Linked DNA regions of Homo sapiens: region 2 is linked to region 1. Evidence: chromatin contacts called from ENCODE Hi-C or POLR2A ChIA-PET data. All regions are on one chromosome and are shown on one strand. Each heading gives the region's core, a stretch centred on a gene start or an enhancer-like site at or near the end of the contact. The rest is flanking DNA. Distances are from core to core; before and after follow the strand shown. Region 1 overlaps SMG6 (SMG6 nonsense mediated mRNA decay factor). Region 2 overlaps WDR81 (WD repeat domain 81).

The links. A loop is a pair of places that touch in the nucleus more often than their neighbours do. ChIA-PET counts read pairs that join two places held with the same protein, here RNA polymerase II (POLR2A). Pooled maps may share reads with other maps.
Region 2: a pooled map shows a loop between it and region 1 (3-fold over the local background). The contact joins two enhancer-like sites. A Hi-C loop is called at or near these places in 2 of 37 single-sample maps with no recorded cell type and 3 of 50 pooled maps. POLR2A ChIA-PET finds 5 or more read pairs at or near these places in 2 of 52 experiments (B cell and activated CD4-positive, alpha-beta T cell).

Annotation. Positions count from the first base shown.
Region 1 is chr17:2,256,184-2,263,949 of GRCh38, forward strand. All of the region lies in intron 8 of SMG6 (SMG6 nonsense mediated mRNA decay factor), which reads right to left. Among named protein-coding and RNA genes, the nearest start is that of SMG6, 44 kb to the right of the region's middle. RefSeq lists enhancers at 3,053-3,252, 3,533-3,662. Within about 2 kb of position 4,153, at least 8 of the 41 ENCODE cell types and tissues checked have a DNase peak (open chromatin) inside an H3K27ac peak, as active enhancers do.
Region 2 is chr17:1,733,802-1,741,567 of GRCh38, forward strand. It overlaps WDR81 (WD repeat domain 81), which reads left to right. Exons shown (of 10, transcript NM_001163809.2): 7 at 1-415; 8 at 1,771-1,916; 9 at 2,238-2,417; 10 at 3,564-4,784. The coding sequence ends at 3,884. Among named protein-coding and RNA genes, the nearest start is that of SERPINF2, 5.2 kb to the right of the region's middle. RefSeq lists enhancers at 1,560-2,077, 2,078-2,593 and a silencer at 2,834-3,128. Within about 2 kb of position 2,977, at least 15 of the 41 ENCODE cell types and tissues checked have a DNase peak (open chromatin) inside an H3K27ac peak, as active enhancers do.

The DNA of each region.
Region 1 (7,766 bases), core at 2,903-5,402:
ATAAATAAATAAATAAATAAGAAGAAAAAAAAAAAAGAAAACTTAGGGTTTTTTTGAGGGGTGAGGGGTTGGGTGGAGTCAAGTGTGTGGAGGTGAGGAGACCAGGTAAAAGGTTGTTGTTGCAATCATCCACTGGCAATGGAAACACAGAGGGAGGGAAGATGTGAAGATTGTCATTCCACACTTGGACAATCATGAGCCCTGTCTTTAAGTCTCAGTGGTTCTAGTTCCAAGTAACTTAATTTACAGACTAGCGGTGGTGCAGAACCAAGCATGAGTATTTTAAAAAGACTAAAGGCCAAGCACGGTGGGTCACGCCTGTAATCCCAGCACCTTAAGAGGCTGAGGCGGGTGGATCGCTTGAGCTCAGGAGTTTGAGACCAGCCTGGGCCAACATGGCAAAACTCCATCTTTACAAAAAATAAAAATAAAATAAAATAAATCAGCCACGCATGGTGGCGCACACCTGTAGTTCTAGCTACTTGTGAGGCTTAGGTGGGAGAACTGCTGGAGCCTGGGAGGCAGAGATTGCAGTGAGCCGTGATGGTGCCACTGCACTCCAGCCTGGGAGACACAGTGAGACTTAATTTTTAAAAAAAATAGATAGACAGATTTGATACGGATTAAATAGGTTATCCAGGCAATATATACAAGAAAACTCGTGAGAAAAAGAGATGAATGTTGTAGGGAAAGAGCATACACATCACTATCTGTGAGAATTTAAATCCACTTCTTTTTGGAGAGTAATGTGGCAAAACCCAGACAAAGGTATGTATGTATGTATGTATGTATTTATTTATTTATTATTTTGAGACGGAGTCTCACTCTGTTGCCCAGGCTGGAGTACAGTGGTGCCATCTTGGCTCACTGCAACCTCCACCTCCCAGGTTCAAGGGATTCTTCCTTTTTTTTTTTTTTTTGAGACAGAGTCTCGCTCTGTTGCCCAGGCTGTAGTGCAGTGGCGTGATCTCGGCTCACTGCAACCTCCGCCTCCCAGGTTCAAGCAATTCTCCTGCCTCAGCCTCCCGAGTAGCTGGGACTACAGGCACGTGCCACCACACCCAGCTAATTTTTGTATTTTCAGCAGAGACGGGATTTCACCACGTTGGCCAGGATGGTCTCCATCTCTTGAGCTCGTGATCTGCCCACCTCCCAAAGTGTTGGGATTACAGGCGTGAGCCACTGCGCCCGGCCAAAAGAATCCTGTGCCTCAGCCTCCTGAGTAGCTGGGATTATAGACACGAGCCACCACGCCTGGCCCCCAAAGGTATTTAAAGGAAAAGGTATTTCTGTCAGGATTTAAGGATTCTGATCCTGAGTAGTAGCAATTCCATCTGCTACATTCCAGCCTAAGTGAGTGGGCAAAAAGAGACTACACTTAACATCAGAATGAAAGCCAAAGTCCTTACAATGGCCTACAAAAGACCTATATAATCTTACTCCACTACCTCCTTCTGCTCCTTAAATGTGATGAGTATGCTCCCAACTCGGGCCTTTGTATTTATCTTCCAGCCCAGTGGTTCCCAAACTTTACAGTACATTGAAATTTTCCTGGCTGGGCCTGGTGGCTCATGCTTGTAATCCCAGCACTTTGGGGGGCTGGGCGGATCACGAGATCAAGAGCTCGAGACCAGCCTGACCAAATGGCGAAACCCCATCTCTACAAAAAAATACAAAAATTAGCTGATGGTGGCACATGCCTGTAGTCCCAGCTACTCAGGAGGCTGAGGCAGGAGAATCACTTGAACCCAGAAGGCGGAGGGTGCAGTGAGCTGAGATCATGCCACTGGACTCCAGCCTGGGCGACAAAGCGAGACTCTGTCGCAAAAAAAAAAAAAAAAAAAAAAAAAAATATACACACACACACACACACACACACACACATATATATACATATATAGATGGTCAAAACTTCTATAGCATCTTCTATGTGTAGCACACTACTCTAAGCACTTTGCGTCTGTTAACATTACAACAATTCTGTGAGGATAAGTACTACTATTATTTCCTTACAGAAAACAGCAAAGAGGTTAATTGACTTGCCTAGAGCCTGAGCTCTTTATTTCTCGCCTTTTAAAAAAGGCGACCTTGGCTGGGTGCAGTGACTCACGCCTGTAATCCCAGCACTTTGGGAGGCTGACGCAGGCAGATCAACGGAGGTCAGGAGTTCGAGACCAACCTGGCCAACACGGTGAAGGACCATCTCTACTAAAATCACAAAAAAATTAGCTGGGTGTTATGGCACATGCCTGTAATCCCAGCTACTGGGGAGACTGAGGCAGGAGAATCATTTGAACTGGGAAATGGAGGTTGCAGTGAGCCAAGACTGCACCACTGCACTCCAGGCTAGGCGACAGAGTAAGACTCTGTCTCAAAAAAAAAAAAAAAAAGGCAACCTCATTTGAACCTAGGAATTCAAGACCAGCCTGGGCAACATAGAGAGACCTTGTTTCTACGAAAAAATAATTAGCTGGGCGTGGTGGTGCAGCCTGTAGTCCCAGCTACTCTATGGGCTGAGTTGGGAGGATTGCTTGAGCCCAGGAGGTGAAGGGTGAAGTGAGCTGTGATCACGCCACTGCACTCCCAGCCTCAGTGACAGAGCAAGACGCCAGCTCAAAAAAAAAAAAAAGGAACTGGCGCGATGGCTCACACCTGCAATTCCAGCATGTTGGGGGGCCGAGGTCAGGAGTTCAAGACCAGCCTGGCCAACATGGTGAAACCCCATTTCTACTAAAAATACAAAAATGAGCACGGTGTGGTGGCATGTACCTGTAATCCCAGCTAGTTGGGAGGCTGAGGTAGGAGAATTGCTTCAACCCAGGAAGCGGAAGTTGCAGTGAGCAGAGATCACACCACTGCACTCCAGCCTGGGCGACAAAGCGAGACTCTATCTCAAAAACACACAAACAAAAGGCAACTTTTTCAGCAGAACCGAGACAGACACGGAGAATGTTTCTATAAAGACCAAAAGCAAAAGCCCCAAACAAAACCCACCAATGGTTTCAGCTTTCTTTCACCGAGAGACCACCAGGCCAAACCAACAGAGAAGTCTTGGAGATTAAGGTAAGTAAATACTTCCAGTCCAGACAATACCATGCAAGTTGGCAGAAGCATGTAACAACATGCACCCTCAAATAGTATCAGTAAGAAGAGATAAAAGATAAAATTGTAAAACTGAACAAGTTTATTCATGGTGATAAAGCAACAGGAGCCTGATGAATAAGGAAAGAGTCCTTCAAGGACGGGCACAGTAGCTCATGCCTGTAAGAGGATCACTTGGGCCCAGGAGTTTGACCAGCCTGGGCAACACAGTGAGACCTCATCTCTACAAAAAATAAACAAAATTAGCCAGCTATGGTGGCACACGCCTGTAGTCCCAGTTGGGAGGCTGAGGTGGGAGGATCACCTGAGCCCAGGAGGTTGAGGCTGCAGTGAGCCGAGATCGTGCCACTGCACTCCAGCCTGGGTGACAAAACGAGACCCTGTCTCCAAAAAAAAAAAAAAAAAAAAAGTTCAAGGAATATGTGTGCATTCGCACACTAATAAAGGGACTGTGCACAGTCCAGAAAAATATTTGAAAATATAACCTCTCTACCTACCTAACGCCATACAGGAAAACCCCTGAATCTCTCAGGAAAGGGAGGAGCACGAACTAATCTAAGAACCCAAAGGAGAACGAAGCTTCAGTTTAAGATAGATGTGGTCACAAAGACGGTTTCACAAACCACTCTGCTGTGGTTATTTGCCATAAAGCAAATAACCAGCACACAGGGAGCTTTGGCTACCTTGTGCGAGCTTCAGATTTAAGCAAGGCACCAAATAAGGGAAGGATTCTGGCGCATCAACTCCCAGGAAAAGTGTTTCAAGTTAAAAATGGTCATTCAGGTTTGGATGTGAACTTCTGTATCTGCTCTTTATCAACAGAGGCAACTCTACCTCCCTGGCAGCTAGCAGCAGAAAAAGAAGAAAACTGTTAGAATACAAATGGATTACACAAAGACAACAACATGGCCTGCTACAGCCTGGCATTCGCCTTGACACTAAAAACAAGGCTAGAAACACGCATTGCAGATCTTCTGGGATTCCACATCTGAGCTGAACCAAGCATGTCCAGGAGAAGGCAGGCCATGATGTCACTTTCCCCCCCCACAGCCAGATGCTTCAAGATGAAGGCTGTAAACCACAGCACTGTTGGTGAGAGACTCAGTTTCACTGTGACTGGAGGCAAGGCCTGCTTCCAGCTAGTTTTTTTGGTCAATCAAATCTTTTCTGTGCTGGTTCCCAGACCCAAACTCTGTAGTTCAAAAGTCAAAGCAAACACCTCAAATCTTTTATCTTTGATCCAATTCTTTATCTTCCAAATTCTCTCTTCGTCCTCTGTCTCTGAACAATGAAAATCAATCTTAACAAGGATCCACAAAGCAAGGAAAACATGGGCATTAACTTCTTCCTAATTTATTTAAAATGCTCTGTCACTGCTATCATTAAACGTATAGAAAAAAATTTGAGTTTAGAGTTAAAAGGGAAGAGGCCGGGCGCAGTGGCTCATGCCTGTAATCCCAGCACTTTGGGAGGCCGAGGTGGGTGGATCACCTGAGGTCAGGAGTTTGAGACCAGCCTGGCCAAAAATGGCAAAACCCTGTCTCTACTGAAAATACAAAAATTAGCTGGGTGTGATGGCGGGTGCCTGTAATCCCAGCTACTTGAGAGGCTGAGGCAGAAGAATCACTTGAACCCGGGAGGCGGAGGTTGCAGTGAGACGAGATCATGCCATTCCACTCCAGCCTGGGCAACAGGGCAAGACTCTATCTCAAAAATATATTTAAGAAAAAAGAAAAAAAAGTCGGGCGCGGTGGCTCACGCCTGTAATCCCAGCACTTTGGGAGGCCCAGGAGGGCAGATCACGAGGTCAGGAGATCGAGACCATCCTGGCTAACACAGTGAAACCCTTTCTCTACTAAAAATACAAAAAAAAAAAAAATTAGCCAGGTGTGGTGGCGAGCACCTGTAGTCCCAGCTACTCAGGAGGCTGAGGCAGGAGAATCACTTGAACCCGGGAGGCGGAGCTTGCAGTGAGCCAAGATCGCACCACTGCATTCTAGCCTGGGTGACAGAGCGAGACTCCGTCTCAAAAAAAAAAAAAGGGAAGAGAAGAATGACAGCGATACAAGTAAATAAACTGCTGGTTATACAAGTATGCTTACATTGTCACAATTTATCACCTGTATGGCTCTGTTATGTGCACTTTTCTGTGTATATATATTTTTGGAAGATTTCTTTTAACTCTGCAATAATTTTTTAAATTGCCACAACTTTTTCTACTAGTCCACAAAAAGCCTTTGTTTCACAGCCAATAAATACCCTTTGCCCCATATGTCCTAATCCCCACCATTATTCTAACTCTGAGGTGGTAGACATGCAGATGACTGGTGCTATAATAAACAACTTTCTGCTACCCCTCGGTGGACAAAGCTGTGCAGATGTGTTGATGGTGTATGCTATATCCCCAGTGTACGGATGTAAAGACAAGGAAAGAGATTAAAAAATCTGTTCATGCAAACAAAAAGAAATTTAGGAATGCAACCCATAAGATCTCACTCCTGGTCTGCAGTGACCACAAGTGACAGCTTCCTAGGAGCACGAAGGGCACTATTAGTGCCTTATTCAACCTTTTGACATATGTCACTTGCAAGTATTTCAAAAGCCATAGAGTTTTATAGATCTGTCCAGAAGTCTAAAGGAAAACCTGCCAAAGACATTCCTCAGAAGAGAATGTCAAATGTGTTAACATAGTTTGCTTGACAAATTAGGACCTAGCATCTCAGAGATTTGTGGCACAAGTAAACTCAAAATCTCAATAGCAAGAATAAGGTTTTAGCATCTTTATCAAGAAAAAAAATCCCAGAAAAATGTAAATCCATAGCGAGTATTATCACAATTCCTCTTTCCCATACGCATCAGGAGCTGCAGTCCTACTGTGTGTGTGAAAGTCAAGAATAGGACTTAGTGCCAATGATTACAACACAAAGCATAACTTATTCCTAAGCCAAGCTGGGCTTGGCTCAGAAAGCTTCCCAGAATGATGGAAGGCATGACTTTAGAGTGAGTCAACCTTTGCTAATACATAAAATAAAGCAGAGAAAGAACTATTTGAAGGATTCACTTCTAAGCTTGAGCCAAATCAAAAGCTCAAATCTATCTACATTGTGATGAATCTTCAGTTCCAACTGAGTGATCAGACAGCACCAATGTGGACATCTGTACCATGGCCCAAGACATTATAATGACAGAATCTTGGCTGGGAATCTCAGAAGCAACCATTCCTTGCAGTTTCGAACCATGCTATGTTTTTATCCATGTTGTTCCTTCTGCCAGAAAAGTCAGCTGACCACATCTACCTAAAATACTTCTTTGACTTGCAAAATTAAGGACAAAGATTACCTTTCTAGGTCGCTCTACCTGTTCACCCTGAGTTAATCTCTTTTACCTCTGTCCAGTGTATATATTTCTATTATTACATTTATAACACTTTATTGCAAGTATTTATTTACATATCCTTTTTTCTTACTAGACTGTGTTTTTGAGGGAAGGACCAACATCACTTACTTTTCTGTGTGCAGTACCTAGAATAACAATATATAAAGGTGCTCCATGAATATTTATGGAAATGACCTGAATTGGGACAGGGAAAAACTTGATTTCCTCAGAGACTACTAGCTGGCCTCAGAGGAGGTTTTACAGCAAAATGGGCAAGTGAAAAGAGAAAAAATATCTATATAAAACTTTGAAGCCACTTATTTTAGGCAACATACAAAGGTATATACTATACTGTAAGATAAAATAGATAAAAACAAGAAAGAGAAGCCAAAGAGAAAAAGATAAAGAGGTCACCAAACAGTAAGGTCACGACCGAAGATAAACGCCCTTTACACTTACTAAAGGAAGTTTGGCTACAACCTCTGGAACAATTAAAATAGAGAATCATTCTGGGTTAAAAATTCACAAATTTGCTATTATAACAATCTTACAAATGTGCATGAGGTTGAAGAAACCCATTTTCTACTAAGAGCAGAAATTTCTTCCACAGGCTTCCACAAAGACACCACGCAACACAAACAGCAATCCTTCTCTAGGTCTCTTTTTTATGTATCTTCATAGAGGCTGATGACACACTCAAGTACAAATCAGTAAAAGCAGTACTACTAGTAACCAATGTTACCTAGTTACATAGCTCTCTGATGGTTCTAAGCATGAACGACACGGAAAAAACAGTAGCAGGAGAGGTGCCTAGTGATTTCTATAATAAATGCTCAACAAATTTTGGATCAGAAGATGGAAGACAACTCAAAAAACCACTTAAGCTCTTAAAAATAAAAATGTGTGGTTAATACATTTTATAGGAACCAAAACATCAGAAAGACAGAGGGTACAGATAGTATTTTAAATTCTTTCTGGTCTAGAGAGTCTATCCACTCATACTAGGGAGAAAAAAAAGAGCACAGTTCACTTCAATACTAAATATTTATGAGTAAAGTGAAAGGCTTCCAAGAGGGGAAGAACCTGGAGTTTCCCCCTGGAGTCAAACAAACAGCCCGCAGACTGGGGAAGGATCACGAGCCAAGAAAACAACGATTTCATATTCTCTATCTTAGCTCAAATACATCAGATCTAAGATGTTGAAAAGAGGGTAGAGAGATGAAATTCTGGCACCTTTAAGAGCAAAGAGGGATTTTACAGAATGATCAAACTATGGATACAGCTCCCCA
Region 2 (7,766 bases), core at 1,727-4,226, 520 kb before region 1:
GGTGGCGGGGGCCTGGGCAGCGGGAGCGACGACAACGCCCTGAAGCAGGAGCTGCCGCGGAGCGTGCACGGGCTGAGCGGAAACTGGCTGGCGTACTGGCAGTACGAGATCGGCGTGAGCCAGCAGGATGCCCACTTTCACTTCCACCAGATCCGCCTGCAGAGCTTCCCGGGCCACTCGGGGGCCGTCAAGTGCGTGGCACCCCTAAGCAGCGAGGACTTCTTCCTGAGCGGCAGCAAGGATCGTACCGTGCGCCTCTGGCCGCTGTACAACTACGGCGACGGGACCAGCGAGACGGCCCCACGCCTCGTCTACACCCAGCACCGCAAGAGCGTCTTCTTCGTGGGCCAGCTTGAGGCCCCGCAGCACGTGGTGAGCTGTGACGGGGCTGTGCACGTCTGGGACCCCTTCACAGGTGAGCGGGCCCAGGTGAGGCCTGTTCTCTTCCTGCTCCTGCGCCCCACCAGGCCTCCAGGAAGGGGGCCCGAGGGTGGGGCTGTAATGCTGCGGAGTTTGGGGAGACCCAGCGAGGCCGCCTAGGAGAACAGTTAGGGCTTCGAATCTGTTAGACTTGAGTCTGAATTGGCTCCACCGGCTTACTTGCTGAGTGACCTTGAGCAAGTTCCTGCTGCTGGAAGCGTCTCCTTTCCCATCTATAAACTGAGAATCAGAAAAACTGGCGTAGAAGATAACACACAGCCGGGCGCAGTGGCTCACGCCTGTAATCCCAGCACTTTGGGAGGCTGAGGCGGGTGGATCACGAGGTCAGGAGATCGAGATCATCCTGGCTAACATGGTGAAACCCCGTCTCTACTAAAAATACAAAAATTAGCCGGGCGTGGTGGCGGGTGCCTGTACTCCCAACTACACAGGAGGCTGAGGCAGGAGAATCTCTCAAACTCAGGTGGCAGAGGTTGCCGTGAGCCGAGATCGCACCACTGCACTCCAGCCCGGGCAACAGAGCGAGACTCTGTCTCAAAAAAAAAAAAAAGAAGAAGATAACACATGTAGGGTTTTGGCTTCATGTGTAGCAGATATTTGGTCAATGGTTGCTTATTTTTTGGCGTCACCATAGGGAGAAATATGGTTAAAAGGGGGAAAGGGATGGTGTCGGGGAAGACAGAGGGAGGTGGCATTGGGTCAGCAGCACTGTGCAGAGAGAGGAGGTTGCTTTGGGGATGGGAGCCTGGCCGGGCCATGGAAGCAGGAAGGTGGGAGAGTCAAGAAACATCTTTAGGCCGATGCAGTGGCTCACGCCTGTAATCTCAGCACTCTGGGAGGCCAGGAGTTGGAGACCAGACTGGCTGACATGGTGAAACCCCATCTCTACTAAGAATACAAAAAAAGGCCGGACGCGGTGGCTCACGCCTGTAATCCCAGCACTTTGGGAGGCCAAAGTGGGTGGATCATGAGGTCAGGAGATCGAGACCATCCAGGCTAACATGGTAAAACCCCGTCTCTACCAAAAATACAAAAAATTAGCCAGGCGTGGTGGCGGACGCCTGTAGTCCCAGCTATTCGGGAGGCTGAGGCAAGAGAATTGCTTGAACCTGGGAGGTGGAGGTTGCAGTGAGCCGAGATTGCACCACTGCACTCCAGCCTGGGCGACAAAGCGAGACTCCATCTCAAAAAAAGAGAAACATCTTTAGCATTTTCTAAGGATCCCTGGGGGACGGGAGGCAGGTGTGCGGTGAGTTGGGGGATTAGAAGCTCCCAGGGCTCTTCCGTCAGCTGCTGGGACCCCAGATCCACTGTGACTTTCCTTCCCAGGGAAGACCCTTCGCACAGTGGAGCCGCTGGACAGCCGGGTGCCCCTGACTGCGGTGGCTGTCATGCCCGCCCCCCACACCAGCATCACCATGGCCAGCTCTGACTCTACCCTGCGCTTTGTGGACTGCAGGAAGCCTGGTCTGCAGGTCAGGGGGGTCCAGTTCCCTGAGCACTCGCCTGGTTCTCTGGGGACCTGGCAAGGAGGAGAGACTCCCCAAAAACAGAAAGCCAGGATGTTGTTCTGGGGCCCTAGTTAGTTTCTCTTTGGTGCTAGATCACCCACAGCCACACATCCTGCGGGGCAGGACTCTGGCCTGTGATGGGGGTGGGGTTCTGGGCTTTTCATGCCCCCTGATGAGGGTCAGAGGCTCAGGCCTTCCTGCTGTGTGGGCTTGGGTGGTGGGCAGGGCCTTGGGGAGTGTGAGATGGGAAGGTGGTGCCTCAGCTCAGCCGCCCTCTCCCTGCAGCACGAGTTCCGACTGGGCGGTGGGCTGAACCCTGGGCTTGTCCGTGCCCTGGCCATCAGCCCCAGTGGCCGTAGTGTCGTGGCCGGCTTCTCCTCAGGCTTCATGGTGCTCCTGGACACCCGCACAGGCCTGGTTCTGCGAGGCTGGCCAGCCCACGAGGGGGACATTCTGCAGATCAAGGTGACGGGCCGGGTCTCCCTCCCCTTGCTGCCCAACCCCCGCCCCTGTCCAGCCATCACCCCTGCTTAGGGTCTGCCTGCCCGGGTTCAGGCTCGAACTGGTCTGTCTTATATACCTGGTCCAGGACTAACTGGGCAGGGAGGGTAGCCCTCTCGGTCCACCTTGGGAGCCAGTTGCACTGCAGGGGTCTCAGCAGGAGGCAGGCCATGGGGGCGGGAGCCACGGGGCAGTGGGGCGGGAGCTATGGGGCAGGGCTGACCCTGTTGCTCATGGCGATGTTCTAATGAGTAACCCTTGTCCATATTTGTCTTGCTTGGAGGATCAGGGGTCAGGCCCTGTCCGTGACCTAGTTCAGGTTAAATAAAGCTGAGCTGGGAGGCTGTTTACTGCCTGTAGACCGCTGAGCAGAGTCCATGGCCCTGCCGGGCTGCCCTGGCTGGGGGCAGGAGCACGCCTGGGCATGGGGATCCTGTCCCCGTCTCCTTCCCCTCCCCCTCCCTCCATTCTCAGTCACAGGCCTCGGGGAGCTGCTCAGGGAGGCCCAGGAGGGGAGGAACAGGGCTTCGTGTGGGAGGATTTCTGCAGGCAGCTGGGACTTTCCTCCCCAGCTTGGCTGGAGGCCAGGAGTCTTGCATTGCCCTGCTGACAGCAGGCTGTCGCTGGCTCCCTCCAGAGCCCCAGGGAACCCTCAGCTCAAGGTGCCCCCAAATTCTAACTTTCCAAGAAAGTGTCAGGAGGGCTCTGGGGTCAGCCTGGGTGTTAATCCCAGCTCTGCTGCTTGCTGGCCCCATGACCTTGGTATGGTTACTTCACTTCTCTGAGCCTCACTTTTCCTGTTTGTGAAATGGGGACAATGGCAGCATCCACCGCATAGGGTTGTTACGAAGGTCAAGGTCGTCACGTGCACGCCTGGCACCATGCCTGTGCGTAGTTCTCAAGTTAGAGTGACGACTGGGTTACGGATGCTGAGCGTATTAAAATGAACCAACGTGAATATGGTGTGTGTGGGAGGGTGGCGGCTTGTCACCCACCCAGGACGGCCTGTCTCCCTGGAGAGAAACTGCGGAGGGAACTGGGAAGGCCTTGGGGCCCAAGGGTATGCAGAAGGACCCAGGCTCCTGCTGAGGCTCTCCTCTCCCGGGACAGGCGGTGGAGGGCAGCGTCCTGGTCAGCTCCTCCTCTGACCATTCCTTGACCGTCTGGAAGGAGCTGGAGCAGAAGCCCACCCATCACTACAAGTCAGCATCCGACCCCATCCACACCTTTGACCTGTACGGCAGCGAGGTGGTCACTGGCACCGTGTCCAACAAGATTGGCGTCTGCTCCCTGCTTGAGCCACCCTCGCAGGCCACCACGAAGCTCAGCTCTGAGAACTTCCGCGGCACGCTCACCAGCCTGGCCTTGCTGCCCACTAAACGCCACCTCCTGCTGGGCTCAGACAACGGGGTTATCCGCCTCCTGGCATAGACTGAGGCAGGAGCTGGCCGGGCAAGGGTGGGAAGACATCTGCGGGCGCGTGTCCACTCACCCTGTTCCCTGAGCAGCAGCTCCCTCCAGGGAGGCCCTGGGTCCCACGCCCTGGGTGCCCACATGGCCTGCCAACTAGGGCCTGCAAATGGAGTGGGGGAGTCCTGGCCCCTGAATCACCAGAGCCACCAAGCCTGCCAGAGGGGTCTCATTCATGGCTTGGGGACACAGGGCTCCTAGCAAGCAGGAAGTTAAGAGCAGGAGGAAGCGTTGCTACCTTCACTTCTCCCCAGCTCTGCCCTCTGGGTCCACATGAGGACAGGGAAGCTCGGGAAGGGGAAGGGAGACTGGCCCTGCCCAGCCGGTCTCTAGCCCCTCAGCCCCCGCTGGGCACTCTCTGTCCCATCCCTCTAGGACAGGGAAGCTGGCCTGGTCCAGGGCACTGATGGTGCTTGGATTCCAGCCTAAGGAAGGCTGGCCGTGGTCCAGGAGTTAAGGGCTTGGGTCTGGGGTTTAAGTGGCCACCCATCCAGGCCCTGGCCAGTGTGGGACCGGGACGGGAAGGAAGAAGGAGGCTAGGAGCAGGGGGAAAAGGTGCACTTGGCCAGTGGCGCCTGCCAGGAGTGAGTCCATGCGTTGTCTGCCCACCCCTACCACAGTGTTTGTGCCTTCAGCTGAGGGGGCAGCCTCTGGGCCCTGAACCCCTGCTGGGGCTCCACGACCCTGAGAGAAGGGGTGAGAAGAATCATCTCTGCACCTCGGGTCTCTGCCAGAGGAAGACTTAAGCATCCCTGCGACCTCACATTCTAGACAGAGATGAGGTCCAGGGGTTGGCCCCTGCTGCCTTCTCACAATTTGCAATAGATGTAAATAGGACCAATAAATCCTTTGGAAGAGCCATGGGGTGAACTGAGGCTTGTCTTTTTTTTTTTTTTCAATAGAGATGGAGTCTGACTATGTTGCCCAAGCTGGTCTCCAACTCCTGGGCTCAAGCGATCCTCCTGCCTCGGCCTCCCAAAGTGTTGGGATTACAGGCATGAGCCACCACGCCCAGCCTGAGGCTTATCTTGCTGGTGGTGTCAGGGTGGGGAAAGTCGAGACCCAGCAGTTTCCAGGACAGTGAGGGTGGGAAGGGGCCTGATGGAGGGAGTGAGGAGCAGGACAGTGAGGGTAGGAGGCGGCCTGATGCAGGGAGTGAGGCGCAGGACAGTGAGGGTGGGAAGGAGCCTGATGCAGGGAGTGAGGCGCAGGACAGTGAGGGTGGGAAGGAGCCTGATGCAGGGAGTGAGGCGCAGGACAGTGAGGGTGGGAAGGAGCCTGATGCAGGGAGTGAGGCGCAGGACAGTGAGGGTGGGAAGGAGCCTGATGCAGGGAGTGAGGCGCAGGACAGTGAGGGTGGGAAGGAGCCTGATGCAGGGAGTGAGGCGCAGGACAGTGAGGGTGGGAAGGAGCCTGATGCAGGGAGTGAGGCGCAGGACAGTGAGGGTGGGAAGGAGCCTGATGCAGGGAGTGAGGAGCCGGACAGTGAGGGTGGGAGGCGGCCTGATGCAGGGAGTGAGGCGCAGGACAGTGAGGGTGGGAAGGAGCCTGATGCAGGGAGTGAGGCGCAGGACAGTGAGGGTGGGAAGGAGCCTGATGCAGGGAGTGAGGAGCAGGACAGTGAGGGTGGGAAGGAGCCTGATGCAGGGAGTGAGGAGCCGGACAGTGAGGGTGGGAAGGAGCCTGATGCAGGGAGTGAGGAGCAGGACAGTGAGGGTGGGAAGTGGCCTGATGCAGGGAGTGAGGAGCAGGTGTGAGGGCGGGAAGCGGCCTGATGCAGGGAGTGAGGCGCAGGACAGTGAGGGTGGGAAGGAGCCTGATGCAGGGAGTGAGGCGCAGGACAGTGAGGGTGGGAAGGAGCCTGATGCAGGGAGTGAGGCGCAGGACAGTGAGGGTGGGAAGGAGCCTGATGCAGGGAGTGAGGAGCAGGACAGTGAGGGTGGGAAGTGGCCTGATGCAGGGAGTGAGGCGCAGGACAGTGAGGGTGGGAGGCGGCCTGATGCAGGGAGTGAGGCGCAGGACAGTGAGGGTGGGAAGGAGCCTGATGCAGGGAGTGAGGCGCAGGACAGTGAGGGTGGGAAGGGGCCTGATGCAGGGAGTGAGGCGCAGGACAGTGAGGGTGGGAAGGAGCCTGATGCAGGGAGTGAGGAGCCGGACAGTGAGGGTGGGAAGGAGCCTGATGCAGGGAGTGAGGAGCAGGACAGTGAGGGTGGGAGGTGGCCTGATGCAGGGAGTGAGGAGCCGGACAGTGAGGGTGGGAAGGAGCCTGATGCAGGGAGTGAGGCGCAGGACAGTGAGGGTGGGAGGCGGCCTGATGCAGGGAGTGAGGCGCAGGACAGTGAGGGTGGGAAGGAGCCTGATGCAGGGAGTGAGGAGCAGGACAGTGAGGGTGGGAGGCGGCCTGATGCAGGGAGTGAGGCGCAGGACAGTGAGGGTGGGAAGGAGCCTGATGCAGGGAGTGAGGCGCAGGACAGTGAGGGTGGGAAGGAGCCTGATGCAGGGAGTGAGGCACAGGACAGTGAGGGTGGGAAGTGGCCTGATGCAGGGAGTGAGGCGCAGGACAGTGAGGGTGGGAAGGAGCCTGATGCAGGGAGTGAGGAGCCGGACAGTGAGGGTGGGAAGGAGCCTGATGCAGGGAGTGAGGCGCAGGACAGTGAGGGTGGGAAGGGGCCTGATGCAGGGAGTGAGGCGCAGGACAGTGAGGGTGGGAAGGAGCCTGATGCAGGGAGTGAGGAGCAGGACAGTGAGGGTGGGAGGCGGCCTGATGCAGGGAGTGAGGAGCCGGACAGTGAGGGTGGGAAGGAGCCTGATGCAGGGAGTGAGGAGCCGGACAGTGAGGGTGGGAAGGAGCCTGATGCAGGGAGTGAGGCGCAGGACAGTGAGGGTGGGAGGCGGCCTGATGCAGGGAGTGAGGCGCAGGACAGTGAGGGTGGGAAGGAGCCTGATGCAGGGAGTGAGGAGCAGGACAGTCAGGGTGGGAGGCGGCCTGATGCAGGGAGTGAGGCGCAGGACAGTGAGGGTGGGAAGGAGCCTGATGCAGGGAGTGAGGCGCAGGACAGTGAGGGTGGGAAGGAGCCTGATGCAGGGAGTGAGGCGCAGGACAGTGAGGGTGGGAAGTGGCCTGATGCAGGGAGTGAGGCGCAGGACAGTGAGGGTGGGAAGTGGCCTGATGCAGGGAGTGAGGCGCAGGACAGTGAGGGTGGGAAGGGGCCTGATGCAGGGAGTGAGGCGCAGGACAGTGAGGGTGGGAAGGGGCCTGATGCAGGGAGTGAGGAGCCGGACAGTGAGGGTGGGAAGGAGCCTGATGCAGGGAGTGAGGCGCAGGACAGTGAGGGTGGGAAGGGGCCTGATGCAGGGAGTGAGGCGCAGGACAGTGAGGGTGGGAAGGGGCCTGATGCAGGGAGTGAGGAGCCGGACACTGAGGGTGGGAAGGAGCCTGATGCAGGGAGTGAGGCGCAGGACAGTGAGGGTGGGAAGGGGCCTGATGCAGGGAGTGAGGCGCAGGACAGTGAGGGTGGGAAGGGGCCTGATGCAGGGAGTGAGGAGCCGGACAGTGAGGGTGGGAAGGAGCCTGATGCAGGGAGTGAGGCGCAGGACAGTGAAGGTGGGAAGGGGCCTGATGCAGGGAGTGAGGCGCAAGACAGTGAGGGTGGGAAGGAGCCTGATGCAGGGAGTGAGGCGCAGGACAGTGAGGGTGGGAAGGAGCCTGATGCAGGGAGTGAGGAGCAGGACAGTGAAGGTGGGAAGGAGCCTGATGCAGGGAGTGAGGAGCCGGACAGTGAGGGTGGGAAGGAGCCTGATGCAGGGAGTGAGGAGCTGGACAGTGAGGATGGGAAGGAGCCT